3 separate regions of the Mus musculus genome follow, and regions 1 and 2 are each linked to region 3. A link is a contact called in ENCODE Hi-C or POLR2A ChIA-PET data. All regions are on one chromosome and are shown on one strand. The core of a region is the stretch at or near the end of the contact, and the rest is flanking DNA. Distances in the headings are between cores, read along the strand shown.

What was found. Hi-C counts contacts between places; a loop is a spot of excess contacts on that map. ChIA-PET counts read pairs that join two places held with the same protein, here RNA polymerase II (POLR2A).
Region 1: POLR2A ChIA-PET joins it to region 3 with 24 read pairs in embryonic stem cell. The contact joins the enhancer-like site here to the promoter of Azin1 in region 3. POLR2A ChIA-PET finds 5 or more read pairs at or near these places in 3 of 5 experiments (Patski and embryonic stem cell).
Region 2: a loop to region 3 is called in a map of heart, with 4 times the contacts of the local background. The contact joins the enhancer-like site here to the promoter of Azin1 in region 3. A Hi-C loop is called at or near these places in 5 of 37 maps with a recorded cell type or tissue (heart, left cerebral cortex and v-Abl transformed pro-B cells). POLR2A ChIA-PET finds 5 or more read pairs at or near these places in 3 of 5 experiments (Patski and embryonic stem cell).

What each region holds. Positions count from the first base shown.
Region 1 is chr15:38,466,129-38,470,291 of GRCm38, reverse strand. No RefSeq gene overlaps it. Among named protein-coding and RNA genes, the nearest start is that of Gm41308, 5.0 kb to the left of the region's middle. Within about 2 kb of position 1,824, at least 3 of the 3 ENCODE cell types and tissues checked have a DNase peak (open chromatin) inside an H3K27ac peak, as active enhancers do.
Region 2 is chr15:38,561,433-38,565,615 of GRCm38, reverse strand. All of the region lies in intron 2 of 2310043O21Rik (RIKEN cDNA 2310043O21 gene), which reads left to right. Among named protein-coding and RNA genes, the nearest start is that of 2310043O21Rik, 31 kb to the left of the region's middle. Within about 2 kb of position 2,744, at least 2 of the 3 ENCODE cell types and tissues checked have a DNase peak (open chromatin) inside an H3K27ac peak, as active enhancers do; they include heart, where a contact is called at or near this core.
Region 3 is chr15:38,516,849-38,520,832 of GRCm38, reverse strand. It overlaps Azin1 (antizyme inhibitor 1), which reads left to right and starts at 1,567. Exons shown (of 12, transcript NM_018745.5): 1 at 1,567-1,924.

The DNA of each region.
Region 1 (4,163 bases), core at 575-3,074, 51 kb after region 3:
CCTTGCTTGTTTAGGATCATACCAGAAGGGCTGGGGCCTCACTCACCTTACTCTCCGTGGGTTGCAGACCCTGTAGTCAACTGGGGAGGTAGGGAGGCACCCTTCCTCAGCTAAAGGAGATGAATGTACAAAGATAAATCGTTTCCAGGCCCTGGTATTAGCTGGCAGGTGGCTTTCCTGTTAATCGGGGCAGTAATGCTATGATTGAAAGGCACGAAAAAGAAGAGAAGAATTATGGGAATATGTAAAAAAAAAAAAAAAAATCACTGGAGGACTTAATTCTTCATCCCAAAGCAAGTTTCCAAAAGCTGAGGATGTGGCTTGGTGGTAGAGTGTTTGCCTACTGCAGGTCTAGTTCTTAGGAGTGTGTGTGTGTGTGTGTGTGTGTGTGTGTGTGTGTGTGTGTGTGTGGGGAGTGGGGGGATGGATTAAACTTTCCACTGAAGCCCTACATTTGTAGAATAATCTGGCCTTCCAATGGGTAGCAAGGCTAGGCATGTCTGGGTGCTTTGAGCTGCCTCCGCGTCTGCCCAGTAGCCAATCAGAGAGGCGGCTCTGTGTCTGGGAGGCACAAGGAAAGCAAAACATGAGCTCTGGGGACAGAAGATGATGCTTCGTGGTAGAATACTTACCCAGAAGGCACAAGGCCTAACTCTTCTCCAGCCAGAAATGGAACAGTCAAGGAAAAACCATAAGAAACATGCACCTTCTGGAAGCTTCTCTAACTCCAGCAGTTTTCCCTTACCAGGGCAAACAGGAAGGCAGGGTGAGGAGGAGCCAGGACACGGAGGACAGCAAATGTCTACAGGCGCTTGGTTTTCTCCCCTAGACCCGCGCCTCTAAGATCCATCTGGGACCGGGATGAGTAAGACTGTGGGCCCCAGCGGGAGTTCATGCTGAGCCGCTTTCCTGGATTTCACTTGCTGTTTTTCTCAGAGCCACCACTTAATTAATGGTGCCAGTCTGGGGAGGGAGGTGTCTGTGTCTCCCCTTGTAGGCAGGAGCAGGACAACAGCTGGGCTTTCAGAACCAGTCTGGATCTGTCCTGGCAAAACGTCATTGATGTCTTGACAGGGACTGTGTGAGCTTCCCCTTGCCCTGGGAGACTTTCACCTAGACTTCAGGCAGGGTGCACCTACTGCGTTTGGGCAGCCTTTTCCCCAGTGTGCTTTTCAAGGGTGGGCGGCTCATTTCTGACAATCCAATCTAGTTGGAAATAGCATTGAACTAGACTTCTAGGAAGTGTTCCCCCACCCCCCATCCCCTACCCACCCTCCTCATCCTCCTCCTCCTCCTCCTCCTCCTCCTCCTCCTCCTCCTTCTTCTTCTTTTTTCCTGAAGAAGACTTAAGAATGGCAGCTCTTGGGAAACAAAGGTGTCTAATTTGCTGATCTGGGACCAGACGTGACATCAGAGGAAGAAATAGTGTCCAGAGATGGTCTGGAAAGTGGGAGGGGTCAAGGCCCTAGGTCGCCCTTCAGGGAACATCGTGGGCTGGATCACTGAGGGTTCGCTTTGGATCAAGTGTAGGTGTAAGAAAGACTGCACAACTTGTAGCTTCTGCATTATCCAGGCTCAGAGCCCAAGCTCTTTGGAAGCAGCTTCTCCCACTTCTGCCTTGGGCCCAGCCCAGGTGACACTTACCTACTCTGTGTAGAGCTGTTTGCTCCAGTAAGTTTGAATGGCCCTGAGACCTCCACATGACTCCTAACATGCCTGGCTTGCCCTGCTGTGTTTCATGTTCCGAGAAGAAAGAACTTCATCTGTGCAGCTCACTCTTGCCGGGCCTCCTGGAGGAAGTGAGTTAGCTGCCAGCTCTGGCCCCCTCTTGCCTGCAATCTGCCCTTGGAAGCATTCTTTGTTTCTGACAGAGCTTCCTCTTTGCTGTGACTGCTTACAAGACAACCTTATCTGGGCCTTTGAACCCCACCAACTCTTCCTTGTCTGATCAAACAGCCCAGCATTTTCCACTTCACCGTTGACCACAGTGACCAATCAAATCAGAGAGCTAGATGCTTACCTATGTAGTTGGATCCAGGGCAGGGAGCCAGTGCAATGTGGCTGCACCTCACCGATACTCAGCCCTTCAGGAGCATAGTGAGCCTGGCCCGCTGAGCTCACTAGCTGTGGTAAAGGGCCAGTGTAAGTCTACATCTTGAAAATGAAGGGAGGGTGGGGGTGCTACTAAATTTTAATTATAAGATTCCTGGGGCTAGGTTGTAGCTAACTAGGAAATCATGGGTTCAGCATATGCAAGACCCCATCACCCCTATTATTATTATTATTACTATCATTAACAGTATTATTCTATAATACTGTTAATGATAGTAATAATAATGTAAAAGTGCAGTTGCTCGTATGCACAATAAAGGGCTTCTCAAGAACAAGTGTGTTAAGGCTGAGATAAACTATGAGATAACTGGCCAGGCAGTGGTGGTGCACGCCTTTAATCCCAGCACTTGGGAGGCAGAGGCAGGCAAATTTCTGAGTTCGAGGCCAGCCTGGTCTACAAAGTGAGTTCCAGGACAGCCAGGGCTACACAGAGAAACCGTCTCGAAAAAACCAAACAAACAAAAACTATGAGACAACTGAATTTCTGATAGTCACATGGCAAAAGTCTACATCGCCACAGATGTTAGAAGTGATGATTGAGGGGACAGGTCTGCCTCCGAAGGGTTGGGGTCCCTGCTTAGTGTTTGCCACCCCACTAGAATTCTGCTGTCAGACTTGACTATCTAATGAAGTAGACAGGCAGTGTCCCTTCATAAACAAGCGCTGTCACCTTGGGCCATGTGCTTTTTTTTTGAGCCATGGTTTTTGCTTTTCTGTTATTTTTTTTTTATTTATTTACATGGGTGTCTTGCCTGTACTATGTGTAGTACCTTTAAAGGCTAGAAGAGGTGTTGATTCTCAGAACTGGAGTTCCAAACAGTTGTGAGCTACCATGTGGGTGCTGGGAACTGGGTTCACTGGGAGAGCAATGTCCTTGACTGATGGACCAGCTCTACAGCCTGTTTTTGCTTTGTTAACTTGTAAAACAGAGATAATTTGTTTTACGTAAAAGAGAAAAACAATACTCTACTCACAGTCTTTGACCACATGTTGGGATTTTCCACAATAACCAGTTCTCCAGCACCAGCTAGGGCACTGCAGTTAAAATTCTTTTCTGACACTGTCTACCAGGAATGAAGTCAGGTCCTATAAGTTAAAGGCTCAGTATTATAAAATTGTGCCCTCCTTCAGATACCAATAGGAGACTCACTTCCAGAATGTCTACCAGCTGGTCTATAAGCTGACCCCTTCTGAGGCGTGATCACAAACTCAGGCAAGCATCCGCATGTGTCTGTTTAAAGGGATTAAAGGGTGGGGGCAAGGGTTATAAGGGACTCTCAAGACCACACATCAAGAACACAGATGAACTCCGGTGGAAAAGGTGTGTAGAGCTAAGTACAAAGAAAGCGATGGTGAATGTGCATGCCTTTGTTGACTTTAGGCCTGCAGCATCCCCTGGAACTCTCCCGTGCTCACTGTCCAGGGATTTCTCAGAGAGCCTTCACTGCCATTACAGGCTTCATTATTGCCTGTGTTTCCAGCTGCAACTGAAAGTCCCAACTTCCAATCACGGCCTGGACTCTCTGGAGAGCAGCTCCTGAGACTGCAAGACTCCTTAGAAGAAAAGACATTTATAGAACCCAGAAAATTCCCAAGTGGCAGGAGAGAAATACTGTCACCAATGCCATCCAAGAAAGGATAAGCCTTCAGAGCTTTGTGCTAGGAGCAATGGACAGAGACTCTGTGTGTGTGTGTGTGTGTGTGTGTGTGTGTGTGTGTGTGTGTGTGCGCGCGCGCGCGCACGCGTGTGTGTTTTAAAGAAAAGAAAACATGTGTTGAGGCATATATCTCATGCCTGGTGCCTGCAGAGGCCAGAAGGTTCTGGATCCCCTGAAACAGGAGTTATAGATGGCTTTTAAATGCCATGTGGGTTCTGGGAACTGAATCCTTGGTTCTCTGGAAGGGCAGCTAGTGCTCTTAACCACTGAGGCATCTCTCTAGCCCCAAATATATATCTTGTAATAGCTCTTGTGAGAACCATAGAAGTTCCATGATGATCTAGTGGACACTTAATAATTGCTTAAAAACTACTCATATGGCTGGGCACACCT
Region 2 (4,183 bases), core at 1,495-3,994, 44 kb before region 3:
CAATCAGCTGAAGCTCAGGTAAAAGTGTGAGACTTTTTCTCAAGAAATAAAGTGAATGGTGCCTGAGTAATGCCACGGAAGTCTATGCTCTTAGTCTGTGTGTGTGTGTGCACACATGCAAATCTGCACAAATACGTAAGTGCAGGTTTGAAAACAGACTTCCACTATACCTCTTACCACATTCTTGGTACTGTAACCCTGGTCGAAGCCCATGGCTGGGGAGGTCAAAGGCTCTTGAGGAACCTACTATTATCGTTTTGCTATGGTTATGTTGTTAAATTGCCTCCTAACTATTTATAGTTAAACCCATAGGTTTGTGCTTCTTTAAGCTGCAGTCAGAGAAGTTTCCTTTTGCAATGGGCAGCAGTTAATGCAGAGACTCAAGCAGTCAACATGCTGAGAAGTGACAGTGTTGCTCATCCCTAAGTAGCAGCCTTCGCAGATGACCCCAGGCTTAGGAGCATCGCAGAAGAGGAGGAGGAAGGATGTACGAGCCGGGAATGAGGCATGCTGGGAATTTCTGCCTTCTGGATATGGCATGGTCATGGCACTCTCAAATTTACAAGCAGCTGTGGTTACCTGCAACAAGAACAGGCTGGTAAACATTCCAAAAGGGACAGGGAGATCCTACCTCTAGTTGAGGTGGTTAATAGCTGATGGAGGAAAGAGGAAGGAGAGCATAAGTCTTGTGTGTGTGGTGGGAGGGAGTGGGGAGGCTGTATCCACTGGTAAGTTGCCCGTTCTTCAGGAAATGGCTCCACGCCTATGTATGTATAGGTAAAACAAGATTGGACTTACTGGGTGAAAGAAAGAAAGGAAGAAAGAAAGAAAGAAAGAAAGAAAGAAAGAAAGAAAGAAAGAAAGGAAGGAAGGAAGGAAGGAAGGAAGGAAGGAAGGAAGGAAGGGTTTGGGGGTGAGGTGGAGGAAAGGAGGATCTCTGTGAATTCAAGGCCAGCTTGGTCTACGGCCATTGGTTCTAGGACAGCCAGGGATACTCAGAGAAACTCTGTCTTGAACCGCTCCCAAAAAGAAAATAATAGGAAGTGCTGTGAAGGTGACTCAGTTGGTAGTGTGCTTGCTGGATAAATGTGAGAGCCTGAGTTCAAACTTCAGCACCCATGTCTGTCTCTTTCTTTCAAGGCAGTGATGTGACACCAGGACCAAAGAATGACTTCTTGCAGCAGAAGACATTTAATTGGGCTTACAGCACCAGAGGGTTAGAGTCTATGATGGCAGTGCAAAGGCAGCTGAGTGCTCACATGGTTGGAAAGGGAAGGGGACAGAAAGAATTACATTGGAAATGGCAGGAGTCTTTTCAACTTCAAAGCCCATGCCCATTGACCTCTTCCTCCAATAAAGCCACACCCCCTAATCCTTCCCAAACAGTTCCACCAACTGGGGACCAAGTACTCAAACATATGAGCCAATGGGGAGGGGTGCATTCTCTTCTTCTTCTTCTTCTTCTTCTTCTTCTTCTTCTTCTTCTTCTTCTTCCTCTTCCTCTTCCTCTTCCTCTTCCTCTTCCTCTTCCTCTTCCTCTTCCTCTTCTTCTTCTTCTTCTTCTTCTTCTTCTTCTTAGATTTGTTTATTTATTTTATGTGAATACACTGTAGCAGTCTTTAGATACACCAGAAGAGAGCATCAGATCCCATCACAGATGGTGTAAGCCACCATGTGCTTGCTGGGAATTGAACTCAGAACCTCTGGAAGAACAGTCAGTGCTTTTAACTGCTGAGCCATCTCTCCAGTCCGGGAGTGGGATGGGGTGGGAGGGTGGAGGGGGGTGGCATTCTCATTCAAACCACCACACAAGTTAAAAGCCAGTGTGGTTGTTCTTGTTTATAATCCCAGCCCCAGAGAGATAAAGACAAGAGTATCCCTGGGGCTCTCTAGTCAGCCAGCCCAAGTGAATGTCTGAACCATAGGTCTCAGTGAGAGACCCTATCTCAGAAAACATACAGCTAGCTCCTGGGAATCAACACCCTATATTAACCTCTTTCCACCCACAGGCACATACATAGTCACATGTGAACATGGACACACACATACACAGAGAGAGAGAGAGAGAGAGAGAGAGAGAGAGAGAGAGAGAGAATATGAAGCCCAATCCAGTAAAGCATTCATGCAATCCCAGCACTTGAGAGGTGAGGATGGGAAGGTTGAGAGTTCAAGATAATTTTTGCAGCAGAGTTTAAGGTCACCATTTTAAAGGACAGTGCGAGGGAGGGAGGTGTCTAAAAGAGCAGTGGGGGAGGGGCTTGTGAGATGACTTAGCAGAATGATGCTTAGCACTTATCCTGGGGTCAATGTCTCGGATTCAGCCGGTAGACACACACACACACACACACACACACACACACACACACACACGAGTGTGCATGTTCTTAAAAAAAAAAAAAAAAAAGTTCCCAAAGCACATAATTAAAAATTGCTGAAAACACAGGAAACAAATCTAAGTACAGAGAAGCCTTTCTCCGTTCTCTTGGCCAGTTCTGTCCTGTTCTGACAGCCCTGTAGCTCCCCTTTTCTCCTAGGAACCTGGAAGGGAAGAGTCCTAAATCATTAACAAATGCTTTCACCCTGTGGGTCTGCTAGCCATGAACCTATTTAACCAGGTCAGGCTCTGGGTCTTTTAAGCTGTCTCCTAGTGCAGCACAGATACCGTTCCTCATATGCCCCAGGTCCAGTGTAACACAATTTCCTAGAGAACCTGGCTGAGCTAGCCGTATGCTCCGTTGCGACTTTGCTGCCAACATGCTTTCCCTCCCACCAGCATTCCTGTGTGTACCAACAATAGCAGCGGCTGTCAGTCTTTGCCAACTTGGATGGTGAAAAATAACTTTGGCTTTGTTTGCTTTTTGCATTTTGAGATGGGGACCACCCTCACATCAGCAGCCCAGGCTGGTCTGGAATTCACTATGTTGCAAGGTTTGTGGATAGCTAAGGATTGAATACAGGACCTCAAGCAAGTGTTCTACCAACTGAACTATATCCCCAGCTCTCTGGATAACTCTAGCTACTAGGAGAGAACAGATGACAGTGTGGTGAGAGAATGAATAAGGGGAGCAGCTGGGGGTTGTTGTAGCGGCTTGCAGAGACCATGCTGACCTGGATCAGAACAATGCTGATCCAACTTTAGTGCAGGCTCAGAATCTTCTGGAGACCCATTCCAGGGTGTTAATTTTCCAACCCCAGATTGGCAAATTTTATTCAGACAAAACTTTGAGTACCTAGCAAGATATCCAGATGCCACCAACTACCAGTCTTACTGCAGAGCTCTGGTGTTGGTCAGAGGTCAGAACCGGGAGACTTCATTGTGGAGACAAAACCAGGTGTAATAGCACACCGTTAGAATCCCAGGACGTGGGAGGCCGAGGCAGTGACTCCCCATTTCAAGCAAGCCTGGGCCACATACAAACATCCTGTCTCTCAGCTCTAACTGGGACATCCATATTCTCCTTTCAAGGCTCAGGGACAACCTAGAGAAGGGGGATTAAAACAAATGAAAGAGCAGAGGAAGGGCCAGGTGGGTGGCACACACATTCAATCCCAGGACCCAGAGACAGGTGGAACTCTGTGAGTTCGAAATCAGCTTGATCTACAGAATGAGTTTCTGGACAGCCAGAGCTACATAGTGAGACTCTGTCTAAGCAGGGCAGGAAGGGGAAGGGAGAGGGAGGAAGGGAGAGCGCTTGGGTCCTACTCTTTCAGAAGGACCAGAGATGAAGTCCTTCTCTGAGAATTTATAGGTAGATAGTATAGGTATTTGTTTGGAGAAAGGATTTTTCTTCCATGGTATAGCTATGGGTAAGTTGCCCACACTTCTGTAAATAGCCCTTCATCTATATTCTATAAATAACCTTGGTAGGCACACTCTTTTATACACTCACACTCATACACACACTCACATACACAACTACTCTTAGACACACGCCTACTTTTACACACACACTCAGACACATACTCACATGCACACATACTCAAATACACACACACACTCTCTCTCTCACGCAGGTGTACACACACACACACACACACACATACACAGACATACGAAAGTAGAAGGATGACCTGTTGGAAGGAGGAAGTAGATCTGGAGTCAGTGGAAGTTGGAGTGGAACAAGAGAGGGTAGTGGTGGTGAACATAAGCAAAATACATAATATACATGTATGAAAATGTCAT
Region 3 (3,984 bases), core at 318-2,817:
TCTCAATCCCCTTAAATTGAGGCAGGAGACTTGCTATTTGGAGGTCAGTTTCAGCTACAGAGAAGTGCCCTGTCTGCCTGTCCCTCCCCTTCATTGTGCTGAGTCTGGAGTTGCAAAGATTTAGCAGGCTAGGACTGACTGCTAGTGATAAAATGGCCTTTGGTTTTTCCTTTTTCCAGACAGGGTTTCACTACGTGTAGCTCAAGCTGTCTAGAAACCAGGCTAACTTTGAACTCAAGAGATCCATCAGCTTCTGCCTTCTTATGCTGGGATTAAAGGCATGCACCACCTCATCCAGCTAGAAAAAGGATTTTAAATATAAGGGGAGGGGGGAGGCTACATCCGTCATTTTACTTTAGTAATAAAAGTTTATTAAATAATAGAGAATAGAGAAAAAACGGCCGGGCAGTAGTGGCGCACGCCTTTAATCCCAGCACTTGGGAGGCAGAGGCAGGCAGATTTCTGAGTTCGAGGCCAGTCTGGTCTACAGAGTGAGTTCCAGGACAGCCAGGGCTATACAGAGAAACCCTGTCTCGAAAAACTGAAGAAAAACAAAACAAAACAAACAAGATTAGAGAGAAACCCTGGTGTGGTGGCACGTGCCTTTAGCAGGAGCACCTAGGAGCACCTATATACCAGGCAGAGTTCAAGGCTAGCCTGGTATATAGAGGGAGTTCCAGGACAGCTTGGGTTGCACAGAGAAAGCCTTTCTGGAGAAACAAAACAAAAGAATAAAAAAAAAGAATGACTTCAAACGAGAAATGCAGAGGATTAAAGAGATGTGCCTTTAAGTCATGTAACTTCAGCAACACTGGCCCCGCTTTAATAGGGCTGGGTCTGACTGCATCAACCCTTTTTGAAAATGAAGACAAAGAAAGAAAAGCCACATTTAAAAAAAAAATCTACTGCACCATATTGCAACATGCGAACACGGAGGAACATTCTGGTACGATCAAAGCCTCAGTAACCACACCGGACTGGTTCTTGCTGGCCACGGGGAACTCATTTTCATAACGGAGCTCCGCAACCCATGGAGAGGCGGGAACCTCTCCCTCGGAATACAGTCCCCGGGCATAGTATACAGTTGTTACATAAACTAGTGCACCGAGAAAGCCCCGTGATGGCGCACACCCTCCTCTCCTAAAATACTGGAGTCGGTAAGCCGAGGACCCAGGACGGTCCCGAAGGCTGCCGTCAGCATGGACTAGCTGCCGGCTCACAAAGCGGATCGTTGGCTGCTAGCGTGGCGCGCAGGCGCCGCAAGGGCGAGGGCGCGATCCGCGATCCGCTGGGCCGCGCGCCCTCTGCCCCGCCTACGAAACTAGCAGCCCGCTGGGGAGCGGCTGCAGCGCGAGGGCGGGAAGCGAGCGCCGGGCCAGCACCTGCCAGGCCCGGTGGTCCCGCCCTTCGGCCCCCTAACTGCACAAGGCTGTCCTTCCCCTTCCGCCCCTCCCACATTCCCCGGCGGCACAGGCCCCACCCCCGTCGTGCGGCCGACCGGCCGTCTGTGACGTCAGCAGCCCCCGCCCCCCTGAGTATAAATACTGGCGTCTCTGGCACCGCCTTCCCACACTCTCTGGCTCAACTCTCGCCGCGGTGTTTCCGTTTTTCTCTCTGGTTGTCTCCTGCTCTGCTCTTCTCATCCTTCTCGCTCTGCTGCTCTGCGGAGTGACGAGGCTGAATCCTCTCCCCACCCAGTTCGCGCCTTTCTTCTTTTTCTCGCGCCGCTCCATTTCTCCAGTTCGGCTGCCGCCGCCACTGCTGCTCAGCTGGTGTCGGTGCCGCGCGTTTCCCCCACGTCGTCCCCGCAGCCTATGGCCCAGGCCGCCTTGGGTATTTCTGCTCAAGGTAACCACATCCCTCTTTAAAAATTCCGCCGAAAAAGAGAAGACGCTTTACCCGACTCTTTGGGCCGTTATCTCACGTGAGTACCGGACTTAGGGGCGCGGGAGGGTCCGGCGCCTGGGCTGGGCCACGCCGCCCTCGGTGTCCCCGCAGTGCCCCGCAGCCGGCGGCCTCGAACATGGCGGCCGGCGGCGTGTGTGGCGGCTGCCGGTGGCCCGGGCGGCGGCCGGCGCCTCGCGACCCAGGGCGGCAGCCGACAGCCGCGGTTGAGCGAGGGGGCGTGTGCGCGTGGGGCCGCGCTCGGGGGCAGGCTGGCGGTGGTCGCTGTTCCCTCTCGGCGGCATGCGGCCCCCACCCCACTCCCGTGGTGCATTGCTGTTTCCGGGGAGGGGGTCCGGCGGCAGCCTGGAGGGCTGGGGGTCCCATCGCCCTCTCCCTGTCTCAGTGCCTGCAGGGGGTTGTGGTGCGGAGTGGACGGGCTGCGGCGGCCGGGGCTCCGGGTTATGAATGGAGCGGGGCGGGCCTCGAGCCGGCATCTGGTGACAGCTGGGAGGAGGCTGGATTCTTGCGGGCGGGAGAGGGGGTGCGGAGTGCGCGCTCCCCCTCTGGCGGTGGAAAGTTGACCTCACTCGGGGCCGGCGGCGGGGAAGCCCCGGTGTCAAGTAGCAAGCGAATAGGCCTTTGGCCCTTTCTGGAAACCTCGGCGCTGCTGACCCGCCCCTGCGGCTCTCCTGATTGGGCCAAGTCGCTTTCACTTACCCCAGTCACCTCCTGAAGCCTGGAGATTAGTCACCATGGCTTCGTTTTCTGGTCCTAGCTGTGATCGCGGGGCAGAAAGAGGGCGAAGGGTAGGTTGATGCGGCTTATCAAGGACTCTGTTGGCTGCCAGCGGTTAGTAGTGTTTAAACGTTTTATGGTATTAAGTATCATGAACGTGTGTTACTGGCTGAACGAAGCAAGCAGTTTACACTGTTTACAGCCTCAGGATGTTTGAACAGATTGAACTCAGTTTTGTGGTGGATATCTTAGGTTGTTCTTGTCCTGTGGTGTTTTACCATTAATATATGCACAGCCTGGGTGAGAGCTGATTAACTTCCTCAGGAAAGGACTATGAGAACTAGGCCCGACAGGAAAGCAAGCTTGGTACCAATAAGCCCCGAGGAATTCACAGGTAATAAGTAGGAAAGGGTGTTTACATAAAACTGTAGGTTATAAAGATAAATGAGTAATCAATTTATTTCTCTAATGTTTTAGTATGATTCCCAACAATGAACTCAGAGTGGTACCTTCAATTTAGATTCCGCAGCTAACATTTTACTCTACTTACCTTCCAGCCATCTTACTAATTCTGCATTACGGACATCAAAATGCTTCATAGCTCTAACTTGAGTATTTCCATACATTAAATACAGTCCCATTCTCTAATTTTTAGAAATTGGCAGTAAAATTCTCATTATTTATTTGTACTGTTTGATTAGATTTTGTTGTTTGTTTGAGACAGGACCTCACTTTGTAGCCCAGACTTGAGTCTGATTTTCCTTCCTCATCAGCCTGGTGCTAGGACTCCAGGCTCAGGACAAGTTTGGCTTGTATTTAGTACGTTTTAGCAAAGTGATGCCAGGTGTTGTTACACCTGTAATCCCAGGAAGTTCTTGAAGCTAGCTATGGTCACATAAAGCAAAATCCTGTGTGCAAAGAGAGGAGAAAGAACTTTATAATCTACATCTAGGTCAAGACAGAACATTAACATCCTCATCTAGCCCTCCTGACAGGTCACAGCAGTTCTTGTGAGGCCCATCTAGCCTTCCTTTTTTTTTTTTTTTTTAAATCAAGGGACTTAAATGGAATCAATTGATATGCATGCTTTTGTGCAAAAGGCTTTTATTTAGCATATTTTATATGTTAATAAATTGTTTCTGGTAGTCCATTGTGTGTATATGTATATGCCTGATTTTAAAAAACTTTGCCGGGCAGTTGTGCATTCCTTTAATCCCAGCACTTGGGGCAAGGCAGATCTATGAGTTTGAGAACAGCCAGGGCTGTACAGAGAAATCCTGTCTAAAAAAAACAAACAAACAAAAAAAAAACAATTTTTTTTTGGAAAATCTGCAAAGATAGCAGAAACATTTGTAAAGATAT